Regions from separate parts of the Homo sapiens genome. Here regions 1 and 3 are each linked to region 2. Evidence: read pairs that join two places in POLR2A ChIA-PET (ENCODE). Cell type or tissue: OCI-LY7. All regions are shown on one strand.

What was found. ChIA-PET counts read pairs that join two places held together with the same protein. Peaks named below come from ENCODE experiments on the same cell type or tissue, not always from the same donor. Only the 100,000 strongest peaks of a DNase experiment are listed, where the experiment ranks them.
Region 1: POLR2A ChIA-PET joins it to region 2 with 6 read pairs; 3 of 35 experiments call an interaction of 5 or more read pairs at or near these places.
Region 3: POLR2A ChIA-PET joins it to region 2 with 6 read pairs; 3 of 35 experiments call an interaction of 5 or more read pairs at or near these places.

What each region holds. Positions count from the first base shown.
Region 1 is chr9:68,880,816-68,885,815 of GRCh38, forward strand. All of the region lies in intron 6 of PIP5K1B (phosphatidylinositol-4-phosphate 5-kinase type 1 beta), which reads left to right. Among named protein-coding and RNA genes, the nearest start is that of PABIR1, 100 kb to the left of the region's middle. In OCI-LY7, no CTCF peak of the experiment used is centred here; no DNase peak of the experiment used is centred here.
Region 2 is chr9:68,591,042-68,596,041 of GRCh38, forward strand. All of the region lies in intron 2 of TMEM252-DT (TMEM252 divergent transcript), which reads left to right. Among named protein-coding and RNA genes, the nearest start is that of LINC01506, 47 kb to the left of the region's middle. RefSeq lists an enhancer at 4,533-5,000. In OCI-LY7, no CTCF peak of the experiment used is centred here; a DNase peak (open chromatin) is centred at 2,890.
Region 3 is chr9:68,661,102-68,666,101 of GRCh38, forward strand. No RefSeq gene overlaps it. Among named protein-coding and RNA genes, the nearest start is that of PIP5K1B, 42 kb to the right of the region's middle. In OCI-LY7, no CTCF peak of the experiment used is centred here; no DNase peak of the experiment used is centred here.

The DNA.
Region 1 (5,000 bases), 290 kb after region 2:
TGCCACCCACCTGTGCCTGCACTGGGGACACCTGCAGCACAGGACTGAGGCAGCTCCCCAACAAACTTTGGAGTCTCTGGAAGCTCACCTCCAAACCGCTCTATCTGGGACTGCACCTAATGATCTGGAGTGTGATAGATGAGGAAAGGGTCGTTTGCATGACACAGCATGCTTGAGTGTCAGGTATAATAACCTTCAGCGACTTTTTAGCTCAATCCTTCATTTTACAGATGAGGAATCTGAAGCTGGGATCAGCAAAGGGAGATGCCCAAGGTTACACACATTGGTGGGGGCAGAGCCTAGACCAAACAGTGGTCTCCCCATCCTTCCCCAAGAGCTTGAAGACCCTTCACCAGCTGGCCTCATGCTTTCCATATTTGATGAGAATCACAGACCTCTTACCAAATATGTACTCAAACTAGCCTCTTCCTAGCCCATTGACCTGTGATTGTCCATTCTGAAGAATACAGCTGAAAGAAGTCAAACACCTTTAACAAAACACATTGTGGAAGAGTTTAGCTAAAGGAAAGCACAGAAATAGGAAATAAGACATTGCTTGAAAAACCCTGTGAAGAAACAAAGGATACAGTGCCAATCACAAAGTGCATCGTGGTGGCTGTCAAACTGGGGCTACTCAAACCCACACTTGTAAGATACAGTGAGTTAAGTTGGAGGTGTGGGAACAATCTCTAGCCATTGGTAACTCCATACTTAGGTGTGATATTGAATACCTGCGATATGTGTGTATTTCTACTTAGCTTTTTGCTGTTGCATCTGGATTCCTGCCTGAATTACTCTGTTTATGCCCTCCATCCCATTAAAATTCACCCTGTGCATGCTGATTACAAGTTTCATGTTGAAACATGCATAATTTGGATTGTGAGACAGTATGGTGAAGGGGCTTCTGTACATACAGCAGTGCAAACTTTCCTTCTTCCTTATTCCTAGACAAACACCTCCCAAGGCAAAGCCAAAGGGCCCCAGAGCATTCCCATCTCTGCTTGGGCAACCAGCTATGGGTTCTTTCCTTCTCCATCATGTGCCTGGATATTCAAAAATCCAGTAGAACTTATATGAGTCTTTTCAGGCTCACCTGCGCCAATAAGAAAGAGAGCAGAGTGAATATTTCATACTATCGGGGGAAGAAATGGCACATAAAATTATCTCCACCACATGGGGCAAGTTTACATTGTTAATTTACACTGGCAGGGCCCAGCTGGGTTGTGCTCTGCTTTTTCTTTTTCTCCAGTGAATATAGCAGGGAGACCCTGCAGGAAATAGAAGCAAGAGCATGAATACATTAGAACAGCTTGCACAGATGACAAGTGCCTGGAAGGTGCATAAAACCCAGGAGCACACATGGGGGCTTTTGATCATGACTAATTAAAATGTTCCCATCTCTCCTCTTCATTTGCTCTTAAGAGGCAATGTTGCAAAGAAGGTGGCTTAGAAGAGAATGTGGTAACCAAGTTGTAGAGTGAGAAACCATAGAATTCTACAGCATAATGGTGATACTCCTGTTCAGTATCATAATCACAGTTTATTGCACATTGATGCTAGTCTATGAATAGCCCCCAAAGGGTTATTAAAGTGGATCAAAACAATTTATTATTTCATTCGTGTTATGTATAAATGACATAATAAAAGAATATTTGACAATGTAGTAACCAATGAAATAGTCTTCATATTATGTCACTGCATTTTTTTTTAATGTCACTGCTTATAGAAGAATTGGAGACTTTAATTGGGAGCAGATGTTCAGGTCTGAATCCAGTTTTTTCTAGACACCTCTTTCCGGATCACCCCCTAATTTCTCAATTTGCAACCTCTAATTTCTGCATCCTTTGTTGTTTTCATATTTTCACAACATAAACTCCTACCCATAAGGAAGTTCTGTGTCAGGAATTCAAATGCCATGGAACAAAGAATCCAAATTCCTAAAGAGAGTCTAGGGTCTGCCTTTACTTTTTATGAGAGCTTGGAGTCCACACCTTTATATTCCAGGGTCCCAAATTCGTGAGTAAATGAGAAACCCAACATTTTCTTGCTTCACTCAGAATGTTTTAGTGTCTCTTTGGATCACCCTGAAGTCATGGGCAGTAGGCTGAGAACCTCAGTGTATCCTAGGGTGGTATCAGCTCTTCCTTACCTGCCTGTGGAATGAGTATATTGTAGGCCGTGTGCTTCTCTCACCTGTGTGTGATCATGTCATAAAATTAACAACAGCAATACATGGTCACTCTTTGCCAGGGTTTTCAAAAGCATTCACTTTAAAAACTTCCAGTGACTTTCCAGTAGATATTATTACCTTTATTTTAGAAATGAAACTTCTAAAACTCCAAGATGCTAAATTCCTTACTCAGAATCACATAACTAGCAACTGATACAAATCTCACGCCCTTTTCACAAATCGCTCTTCCACAAGGACACTTTGTCTGCACACATGGCTGGGCAAGTGCTCTCTGATTCCTCTCGGTTTTTATGGTGTCCTGTCTGCAGTCTGATAGCTATTTTTGTTTTCCTAACTTATCCTCAACTCATCTGTAGGCTTAGGCTCTAATGCTGTTTAGCAAGAGATTGTCAAGAAGCAAGGCTAACAGAAAGAAGGGGAAGTGGACGATCAAAGTTGCCAATGACTTAGGAAGCCAGCAGACACTTGCTTCTTTCTTTTCTGGGATAATTTTGTTTCCTTTATCCTCAGTATTTTCAAAGCAAAATAATGTAAAAGATGTATCTAGAAGCTACCTTTTAATCATGTTTCTGCTAGTTTCTCTCTCCCTCCTCTCCCTTTTTCTTTCAGTCTCCCTCCTTTCAGGTTTTTCTATGATAGGGACTTAAATATTCACAAGCTCAGAACAAAAATTGTGGGATTTTTAGCCTTGATGTTTTTTCAGATGCCTACATCCTCAAGATATGGCTGTTTATATTACAGAGCTGTAGTATCAAAACAGCATGGTACTAGTATAAAAACAGACACATTGACCAAATAGGATAGAGAGCCCAGAAATAAACACACACACACACACACACACACACCCTATAGTCAATAGACTTTTGACAGAAGTGGCAACCACACACAATGGGGAAAGGATAGTCTCTTTAAGAAATGATGTTGGGAAAACTGGCCATCCATATTCAGAAGAATGAAATTGGACCCTTACCTCACATCATAAACAAGAATCATCTCAAAATGGATTAAAGTCTTAAATGGAAGGCCAGAAACTGTAAAACTACTAGAAGAACACATAGGGGAAAATTGCGCAGTATTGATTTAGGCAGTGATTTCCTGAATGCAACCCCAAAAGCACAGGCAAAAAAGTAAAAATAGATCAAAAGGGTTGCATCAAACTAAAAAGCTTCTGCACTACAAAGGAAACAACAGAGTGAAGAGACAATCTACAGATTGGGTAAAAATATTTGCAAATAACGCATCAGGTAAAGGGTTGATATCCAAAATAAATAAGGAACTCAAACTACTCAATAACAAGAAAACTAATAACCCTATTTAAAAATGAGCAAAGGACCTAACTATACATTCCTCAAAAAAAAAAAAAAAAAGATACACAGGCCAAGCATGGTGGCTCACCCCTGTAGTCCCAGCACTTTGGAAGGCTGTAGCAGGTGGATTGCTTAGCCCAGAAGTTTGAGACTAGGCTGGGCAACATGGCAAAAACCCATCTCTACAAAAACACAAAAAAATTATTCGGGCATGGTGGCACGTTCCTGTGGTCCCAGCTACTCAGGAGGCTGAGGTGAGAGGATCACCAGAGCCTGGGGAGGTCGAGGCTACAATAAGCTGTGATCAGCCCACTGCACTTTAGCCTGGGTGGCAGAGCAGGACCTTGTCTTTAAAAAAAAAAAAAAAAAAGACATACAGATGGCCAGTAGATACATTAAAAAATGGTCAACATTCTTAATCATGAGAGAAAACCACAATGAAATATCACCTCATACCTGTTAGAATGGCTGTTATCAAAAAAGATAAAAGATAACAAGTGTTTGGTGAGGATGTGGAGCAAAGGGAACTCTTGTATACTGTTGGTGGGAATGTAAATTCATACAACCATTTTGGAAAACAGTAGGGAGGTTCCTCAAATAGCTAAAAATAGAGCTACCATATGATCCAACAACCCCACCACTGGGTATCTATCCAAAGCAACGGAAATCAGTATGGCGAAGAGATGTCTGCACTCCCATGTCCACTGCAGCATTATTCAAAATGGGAAAGATGGAAGCAACATAAATGCCCATCAAAGGACAAATGGATTTTTTTAATGTGATGTATATACACAATGGAATACTGTTCAGCCTTTAAAAACAACAAAATTCTGTCATTTAGAACAGCATGGATGATCATAGAGAACAATGTGCTAACTGAAAGGAGCCAGGCACAGAAAGATAAATATCACATGATCTCACTTACTTGTGGAATCTAGAAAAATCGAACTCATTGAAGTAGAGGAGAATGATGATTACTAGAGGCTGAGGTGGTAGTGGGTGGATAGAGAATAGGGAAAATGTTGGCGAATGGATATGAAGTCTGCTGGATGGAACAAATCAGCTCTGGTGATCCATTGTACAGCGAGGTGAACACAGTTAATGTATATCTTTCTAAATTAATTTAAAAAGTGGATTTTAAATATTCTCACCACAAGGAAGTGTGTATGGTGATGGATATGTTAGCCATCCTGATTTGTTAGCCATTCTACAATGTATTCATGATCAAAACATCACATACCCAATACATATATACAATTATTATATCTCATAGAAAAACAAATACTGCATGTTCTCACTTCTAAGTGGGAGCTAAGCTATGGGTATGCAAAGGCATGCAGAGTGGTATAATGGACATTGAAGACTTAGAAGAGGGAGGGTGGGCAGGGGATGGGGAATGACAAACTGCCTATTGGGTACAATGTCCACTACTCAGGTGATGGGTGCATTAAAATCCCAGGCTCCACCACTATACAATTAATCCATGTAATCAGAAACCACTT
Region 2 (5,000 bases):
AATATTCCTCCATCCCTTTATTTTGAGCCTATGTGTGTCTTTGCACATGAGATGGGTCTCCTGAATACAGCACCCCAATGGGTCTTGACTCTTTATCCAGTTTGCCAGTCTGTGTCTTCTAATTGGGGCATTTAGCTCATTTACATTTAAGGTTAATATTGTTATGTGTGAATTTGATCCTGTCATTATGATGCTAGCTGGGTTTTTTGCCCATTGTTTGATGCAGTTTCTTCATAGTGTCGATGGTCTTTACAATTTAGTATGTTTTTGCAGTGGCTGGTACCGGTTTTTCCTTTCCATATTTAGTGCTTCCTTCAGGAGCTCTGGTAAGGCAGGCCTGGTGGTGACAAAATCTCTCAGCATTTGCTTATCTGTAAAGGAATTTATTTCTCCTTCACTTATGAAGCTCAGTTTGGCTGGATATAAAATTCTGGATTGAAAACTCTTTTCTTTAAGAATGTTGAATATTGGCCCCCACTCTCTCCTGGCTTGTAGGGTTTCTGCAGAAAGGTCCACTGTTAGTCTGATAGGCTTCCCTTTCTGGGTAACCTGACATTTCTCTCTGGCTGCCCTTAACATTTTTTCCTTCATTTCGACCTTGGTGAATCTGACAATTATGTGTCTTGGGGTTGCTCTTCTCGAGGAGTATCTTTGTGGTGTTCTCTGTATTTCCTGAATTTGAATGTTGGCCTGTCTTGCTAGGTTGGGGACATTCTCCTGGATAATATCCTGAAGAATGTTTCCCAACTTGGTTCCATTCTCCCTGTCACTTTCAGGTACACCAATCGAACATAGTTTTGGTCTTTTCACATAGTCCCATATTTCTTAGAGGCTTTGTTTGTTCCTTTTCATTATTTTTTCTCTAATCTTGTCTTCACGCTTTATTTCATTAAGTTGGTCTTCCATCTCTGATGTCCTTTCTTCTGCTTGATCGATTTGACTATTGTGCTTCACAAAGTTCTTGTGCCGTTTTTCAGCTCCGTCAGATCATTTATGTTCTTCTGTAAACTGGTTATTCTAGTTAGCAATTCCTCTAAGCTTTTTTTCAAGGTTCTTAGCTTCCTTGCATTGGGTTAGAACATGCCCCTTTAGTTTGGAGCAGTTTGTTATTACCCACCTTCTGAAGCCTACTTCTGTCAATTCATCAAACTCATTCTCTGTCCAGTTTTGTTCCCTTGCTGGTGAGGAGTTGTGATCCTTTGGAGGAGAAGAGGCATTCTGGTTTTTGGAATTTTCAGCCTTTTTGCACTGGTTTTTCCTCATCTTTGTGGATTTATCTACCTTTTTTTTTTTATTATTATCCTTTAAGTTTTAGGGTACATGTGCACATTGTGCAGGTTAGTTACATATGTATACATGTGCCATGCTGGTGCGCTGCACCCACTAACTTGTCATCTAGCATTAGGTATATCTCCCAATGCTATCCCTCCCCACTCCCCAACCCCACCACAGTTCCCAGAGTGTGATATTCCCCTTCCTGTGTCCATGTGATCTCATTGTTCAATTCCCACCTATGAGTGAGAATATGCGGTGTTTGGTTTTTTGTTCTTGCAATAGTTTACTGAGAATGATGATTTCCAATTTCATCCATGTCCCTACAAAGGACAATGAACTCATCTTTTTTATGGCTGCATAGTATTCCATGGTGTATATGTGCCACATTTTCTTAATCCAGTCTATCATTGTTGGACATTTGGGTTGGTTCCAAGTCTTTGCTATTGTGAATAATGCCGCAATAAACATACGTGTGCATGTGTCTTTATAGCAGCATGATTTATAGTCCTTTGGGTATATACCCAGTAATGGGATGGCTGGGTCAAATGGTATTTCTAGTTCTAGATCCCTGAGGAATCGCCACACTGACTTCCACAATGGTTGAACTAGTTTACAGTCCCACCAACAGTGTAAAAGTGTTCCTATTTCTCCACATCCTCTCCAGCACCTGTTGTTTCCTGACTTTTTAATGATTGCCATTCTAACTGGTGTGAGATGGTATCTCATTGTGGTTTTGATTTGCATTTCTCTGATGGCCAGTGATGATGAGCATTTGAACAGGCATCCTACAAAATGGGAGAAAATTTTTGCAACCTACTCATCTGACAAGGGCTAATATCCAGAATCTACAATGAACTCAAACAAATTTACAAGAAAAAAACAAACAACCCCATCAAAAAGTGGGCGAAGGACATGAACAGACACTTCTCAAAAGAAGACGTTTATGCAGCCAAAAAACACATGGATTTATCTACCTTTGATCTTTGATGTTGGTGACCTTTGGATGGGTTTTTGTGTGGATGTCCTTTTTGTTGATGTTCATGCTATTCCTTTCTGTTTGTTAGTTTTCCTTCTAACAGTCAGGACCCTCTGCTGCAGGTCTGCTGGAGTTTGCTGGGGATCCACTCCAGACCGTGTTTGCCTGGTATCACCAACAGAGGCTGCAAAACAGCAAAGATTGCTGCCTGTTCCTTCCTCTGGATGCTTTGTCCCAGAGGGGCACCTGCCAGATGCCAGCCAGAGCTCTCCTGTATGAGGTGTCTGTCAATCCCTGCTGGGAGGTGTCTCCCAGCCAGGAGTCACAGGGGTCTGGGACCCACTTGAGGAGGCAGTCTGTCCCTTAGCAGAGCTTGAGCACTGTGCTGGGAGATCCACTGTTCTCTTCAGAGCCAGCAGGCAGGAACCTTTAAGTCTGCTGAAGCTGCGCCCACAGCCACCCCTTCCCCCAGGTGCTCTGTCCCAGGGAGATGGGAGTTTTATCTACAAGCCCCTGACGGGGCTACTGCCTTTCTTTCAGAGATGCCCTACCCATAGAGGAGGAATCTAGAGAGGCAGTGTGGCTACAGTGGCTTTGCCAAGCTGCAGTCAGCTCTGCCCAGTTTGAACTTCCTGGCAGCTTTGTTTACACTGTGAGGGGGAAACCACCTACTCAAGCCTCAGTAATGGCGGATGCCCCTCCCACCACCAAGCTTGAGCATCCCAGGTCAACTTCAGACTGCTGTGCTGGCAGCAAGAATTTCAAGCCATTGGATCTTAGCTTGCTGGGCTCCATGGCAGTGGGATCCACTAAGCTAGACCACTTGGCTCCCTGGCTTCAGCCCCATCTCCAGGGGAGTGAACAGTTCTGTCTCTCTGGTGTTCCAGGTGCCACTGGGGTATGAAAAAAAAAAAAAACTCCTGCAGCTAGCTCGGTGCCTGCCCAAAATGGCTGCCCAGTTTTGTGTTTGAAATCTAAGGCCCTGGTGATTTAGGCACCCGAGGGAATCTCCTGGTCTGTGGGTTGTGAAGACCGTGGGAAAAGCATAGTATCTGGGCCGGGATGCACCGTCCCTCATGGCACAGTCCCTCACAGCTTCTATTGGCTAGGGGAGGGAGTTCCCCAACCCCTTGCACTTCCCAGGTGAGGCGACGCCCCACCCTGCTTTGACTAGCCCTCCATGGGCTGCACCCACTGTCTAACCTGTCCCAATGAGATGAGCCGGGTACCTCAGTTGGGAATGCAGAAATCAGCTGCCTTCTGCGTTGAGCTCGCTGGGAGCTGTAGACCAGAGCTATTCCCATTCGGCCATCTTGCCAACCACTGCATGGGCTTTATATCTTTTGCATTTCAAGGGTTTGTTTAGGTAGAACCTTCTGATTTTTTTTTTTTTTTTTTTTTTTGAGACAGAGTTTCACTCTTGTCGCCCAGGCTGGAGTGCAACGGTGCGATCTCGGCTCACTGCAGCCCCTACCTCCAGGGTTCAAATGATTCTTTCCTGCCTCAGACTTCCGAGTAGCTGGGACTACAGGCGTGTGCCACCACGCCCAAGTAGTTTTTGTATTTTTAGTAGAGACAGGGTTTCACCATGTTGGTCAGGCTGGTCTCGAACTCCTGACCTCAGGTGATCTGCCTGCCTCAGCCTCCCAAAGTGCTGGGATTACAGGTGTGAGCCACTGCACCCGGCTGTCTTCTGATCTTTTTAAACAGGATGTTCTCATGATACGATTTCTATCCATCTGTTCTTACCCTAGATTCTCAAGGCTGAATAAAGAACTGGTCAGGTGGAATTGCTGCTTTCACGTAATCTTGAACTTCTCTGCTTTGCTTTTGGAATGAAATGCCGTGGCTCCAAACTGTCCCTGGTCAGGGTCCTCCCTCACAGCATTACTCCAACCATCTTCTCTGTCCCAGCTTATTCTATTTCTCAACTCCCAGGCTTAACCTGCCTAGACCTCTTCCTCATCCTTGATCATCCTCTGTGTGTGGGGGGTCCCAGGCTTTTGCTGAGTTTACCTCCACCACCTGGTGTGCCTGCTCTTTCTGGCCTCACCTGGTAACATCTCCATTCTTCCAGGCCACTTCAAATGCCCCTTCGTTTGGAGCCTTTCCTGAAGCCCAATAGGACATGAGCTCTGCAATGTTTGTAATGAAGGAGTAATGAAGCCAGATGTTGCCTCACGTGGTTCCCTGCTTTTCCTACAATGCAGTTTGAGTCTTTTTTAGAAACAGCGATCACCTCTGCAAACAACCAGCAACCCCACTGGTGCAGTGGGCATTTATAATGTTGAGTAACATAGTTTAGCCAAAAATACATACAATAAAGAAGAACTGGCCTCATACCAACATATTTCATGATGATTCAGAGATTATTAAGTGGTGCCAATTTCAAAAGCCTATCTGAGCACACAATTTCATTGCAGGGTTGTCCAATCTTTTGGCTTCGCTGGGCCACATCGGAAGAAGAAGAATTGTCTTGAGCCACCTGTAAAATACACAAACACTAATGATAGCTGATGAGCTAAAAAAAAAAAAAAAAAAAAAAAAATCGCAAAAAAATCTCATGTTTTAAGAAAGTTTACAAATTTGTATTGGGCCATATTCAAGCCATCCTGGGTCACATGTGGCCTGTGGGCTGTGGATTGGACAAGCTTGCTCTAGAGCCATAGACAAGGTTTGTTGGTGGTGTAGGACGACAAGAAAAGGTGACCTGGGCCCCATCACACGCAGGGCCAAGAGGAGCAGCTCC
Region 3 (5,000 bases), 70 kb after region 2:
GAGTATTACTCTGTCACCCAGGCTGGGGTGCATTGGTGTGATCTTGGCTCACTGCAACCTCTGTCTCCTGGGCTCAAGCGATTCTCATGCCTCAGCCTCCCAAGCAGCTGAGATTACAGGCATGTGCCACCATGCCCAGCTAACCTTTTTGTAGTTTTTGGTAGAGGCAGGGGTTCACCACGTTGGCCAGGCTGGTCTCGAACTCCTGTTCTCAGGCAATCGCCCACCTCGGTTTCCCAAAGTGCTGGGATTACAGGCATGAACCACTGTGCCTGACCAATAACATATCATTTCAAATAACTAGAAGAAGGACATCAAATGTTCCCAAGACAAAAAAAAAAAGATAAATGTTTGAGATGATGGATATATTAATTCGCCTGCTCTGATCACTATACATTATATGTATCAAAATATCACTATACCCCATAAACATGTGCAATTATAAAAATAAAATTAAATTTTAAAAATTAAAAATAAACATGTTGAGAAATTTCTTGAAAGAGCTGTTTTCTAATCCTTCAGGCATATTTTCTCTTAAAACAGAGGATTCAAAGAGAAGAAATGTATTATTATACATTGCAATTTAGCACTGCATATTTCAAATCCCTTTTAATGATACAAGTTGTTCTGTGTTGCCAGCTGAAACCTCAAAGAGATTTCAAATGGCTACATTGCCTTCTAAAGAAGCTGATGAGTGTTCTGGGTGTCTAGGAATGGTTTTTTTGAGCCTCTAAACGAGGCAAGCCACCACATTACCAACAAAAAATGTCACTAGCTGATACATCATGTGATGCTAGCAGTATGTAGGGATACAATAAAATGGCACATCTTGTCACTTATTTTCAACAGGAAGAAGGACTGACATGGAGTTTATTGTTGGAAGGGGCCCACTGTGCCGTCCTATTGTCAACTGAGAAATCTGTTTCCCAGAATGCCCTCTCTGTAATGATTCTGTGTTAACATCAGCCAAGAGTGACATTGCCCAAGATTTGGGAGGTGAAAGTAAAGCTGTTGCCATTATACTTTAAAGATCATTGTTTGTTAGAGGTGATGAGAGACCACCTGACAAGGTCATTGTTAGAAGTCTAATCCCCTTGGAGACAAGTTAGAACCTTCTATTCTGACAAAAGCCGTTTTAAAGATAGCCTATTAGAAATCACACTGGGGTGAGAATCAGAAGCCTATCCTACTACTACAATTAATAACATAGCACATTTATTGTTTGCTATGTACTACTGTGCCCCATGCTTGACATTAAATATCTCCTTTAGAGAAATATTTGCAACCACTCTGTGAGTAGGTACTGTCATTATCCTCATTTTACCTCATTTTACAGATCAGGAAACTGAGGCACTGAGAAGTCAAGCAACTTGCTCATTTTGATTATATAGTTTGTGAAAGGAAGGGCCAGGATATTAAACTTCACTGAAACTCTAAAATTTCTAGCTGTGTGATTGTGGTCCTATCACTTCCACACAAGAAGTCTCATTTTCCTCATCTGTCAAATAAGAGGCTTGTACTGCATGGCCTCTAAAGTCCCTTCCTGGCTAGCTGTTCTATTATTCAATGTCCCTTTTATCAGGGAGTGATATTCTCCCCAGCAAGTATTTGATGCGCCCATTTAAAAGTCCTTCATCAAAAATCTCCTCTTAACTAGCAGCCCGGGGAACTCATTCCGGCTAATTTAATCTTGCATTCCCATCTGGACAGTGAGCACCTCTGGAAAGGGCCACCACATTCATCTTTGTATCTTTTCATACAGTTCCAAAATGCAATGGAGGTCAGTGAGAATGTGTGATTCTATATATGAGTGCTTGTTTGTTTTAGACAATTTTCCTAGGAAAGTACCCACAGTGAATATCTGAATTTCATTATAACCTTGGCATGTTTTGCTCTTCCACATTCCAGTATGCAACATAATCCATAGATTCACACCATTCCCTGCCATGAAGTACCTGTTGTTTTTAGAAGTCAGATGCTTCTAATATTCCTGATTTTCATTTTGATACAAAGGAGTTACGAAGCTGTGCCGAGAAAAAGGAATACAAGATCAGCTGACGTTCCACACCACCGATGGAAATAGTAACAAGGCATACAACGTGGGAAATAATGTGGAGTCTTTCAAATTCAGCAGGTTTCACAACCCACCCTTTACATGGGCTCCAGGATGACAAGTGCCCCAGTGAATGCTTTTCCACATACATCTTAGTAAAGACCATCAAAAGCCCTTTGCTTTCAGCTGGCAAGTCTCAGCCGTGCACCTTCACTGCCTGCCTCAAGACTCTATGAACTCTCCAGTCCTCTGTCAAAATCCAGTCTGGATTTTGTATTGCATCTTCAATCCACAGAATATGACGCTGGCCCTCTACATTATGGCATCATGCTCCTTGGACCTGCAAAGTAGGAAATAGCCATTACCCTAGACAGCACGTCAAGACACATTCATGCCAGAGAGTGGGATACATCTGGCAAAAACTCAAGGGCCTGCCACCTAGGTGAAATTCTTAGGAATCTAGTCGTCTAGGCCATGTCAAGATAATCTTTCCAAAGTGAAGGACAAGTTGCTGCATTGGGTCTTCCTACCACTAAGAATGGGCATAATGGCTAGTGGGCCTCTTTGAATTTTGGAGGCCACATATATCTTATTTGGGAGTGCTCTAACCCATTCATCAAATAATTGAAAGGTTTTCAGTTCTGATGGATGTCCAGGCTGCCATTAAAGCTGCTCTGCCACTTGGGCCATATGACCCAGTAAATCTATTAGTGCTTAAAGAGTCTGTGGCCAATATGGATGCTGTCTGGAGCCTTTGGAAATGCTCCTTTAGGTGAATCATAGTGCATATCTTCAGGATGTTGGAGTAGATATACAATCCCCTGTCAGCAACTATTGTCCTTTTGGGAAACGGTTTCTGGCTTGCAATTGAGCCCTAGTATAGACTGACCATTTGATCATGGGCCACCAAATGGACATGGGACTTGAGTTGCCCATCATTCATTGAGTGCTATCTGACCCACTGCATCACAACACTGAGCATGCAAAACAGCACTTCATTGAGTGGAAGAGACTCAGGCCTATCCTGAAGGCAGAAGTAAGTTGTCTAAACAAATGGTTGAGAATGGCTTCTACTCTTGCTACTCACTTCTTCTTTACCCACCTGCACCCACATTCTCATGGTATTTTCCCTACAACTGAATGACTGAAGAAGAATTATTTAGGTCTGGTTTACAGACCATCCTGCCCAATATGCTAGCATTACTTGAAAGTGGGCAGCTAGGTGAGCATGACAACTTTTCTCAAAGCCCTTAAGGATAGAGGCAAAGGGAAATCCTTTTAGTGGCAGAATATTGAGCAATGTATCTGTTTGCTTATCCTTTTCTGGAAGAATTGATAATCGGGAGTATGCCTCATGATAATCAGTGGTATGACTCACTGACTCATGGGAAGTAGTTAAATGGCCAGAGACTTGGAAGGAACACATTTGGAAGATTGGTGACAAGGAGACCTGGAAAAGGATTATGTAGATAGATTTCTCTGAATAAGTACAAAGCAACCTCAACCGAGGAAGATCTCAATAACCAGGTGAACAAGGCACCCTATTCTATGTCAATCAGCCTTCTCCTCTAATAACTCCTGTCTGCTCAATGGGGTCATCAGTCATGGAGGCAGGGATGGAGGTTACCCATGGGCTCAGCAACATGGACTGACATTCAGCAAGCCTGCCAATAGTGGAGACCAATACTGAGCCCCCATGCAGCGCCATCCCCTGGGGGTGCAGCAATTCACCTGCCAGGAGGTTGATTACACTGGACCCCTTCCATCATGGCAGGAGTAGCAGCTATAGATTTACCTTTTCTATCCACAATTCTACCAAAACCAGTACTCCTGGACTTACAAAATGCCTCATTCATTGTCATAGTACCCTATACAGGATTGTCTCTGACCAAAGAACTCATTTTGCAGCAAATCAAGTGTGGTGATAGGCTTGGGCTCATTGAATTCACTGGTCTTATCAGGTTCCTGAAGCTGCTGGCCTGACAGAATGGAGGGATGGACTTTTAAGGCACAGTTATTGTGTCAGCTATGCGGCAACACTTTTCTGCAGCAACACTTTTCAGGGCCAGGGTAATAACTACCCGGATGTAAGATATATTCTAAATTATCAACCAGAATATATGGTCATGTTTCTCCTATAGTCAGAATTCCCCATAAATAGGCCCTGAGGTTGTCCCCAACTTTTTATAGTATAAATAATGATCCAGCAAACATCTTTGAAAATATATCCTTTGCCCTTTCTTGTTTACATGTGTTTTCCCACCACCAATCTGTAAAGCCCTCAAGGAATTTTAGTCTCCCATCTTTGTATCGTTGGCACCCAGCTCAGTGCCTGGGACACTACAGCACTGGAAGCACGCTTGTGCATGAACGGATGAATGAATGCATGCTACATGGCTTTAGTTACAGTGTTGCCAACCTCAACCAGACACAAACCCTTCCCAACTGCTGGTTCTGCTGACCAACATCTGACCTAGGAAGCCACTTCCTACAATCACTTCAAGCCCAGGAAATACATAAATGTCCCCAAGATGCTAATTTTTATCTTAATATCAAGTCCATGCTTTTTATGCCTCCTCCATCATTCATTTGTTTCTTCAACAAGCATTTTCTTCCCCTGTGATGGGGATACATAATGGAAAAGACCTGGCACTTGTGCTCAGAGAGGTTACAGCCAATAAGGGGAACTCCAGGGAGGCCATTACAATGCAGAGAGACAAACACTCTGATGGGATAAGATGCAGGTCTTGTGGGTACATAGGAGGCCCTTCAATGCAGTCCCAGCAAGAGGGAAAGGGACATGGACTTCTTCAAGAGGCTAGTTCCTCTAAGTTGTGGAGGAAGGTAGAGGGAATTCCCAGCAAAAGAGAAAGAGGGGAGAGAACAGGCCCATTCATGGAGAGTGAGTTCTTCTCCAATTGCCTGTACCCGGTATTAACTCTCTTGA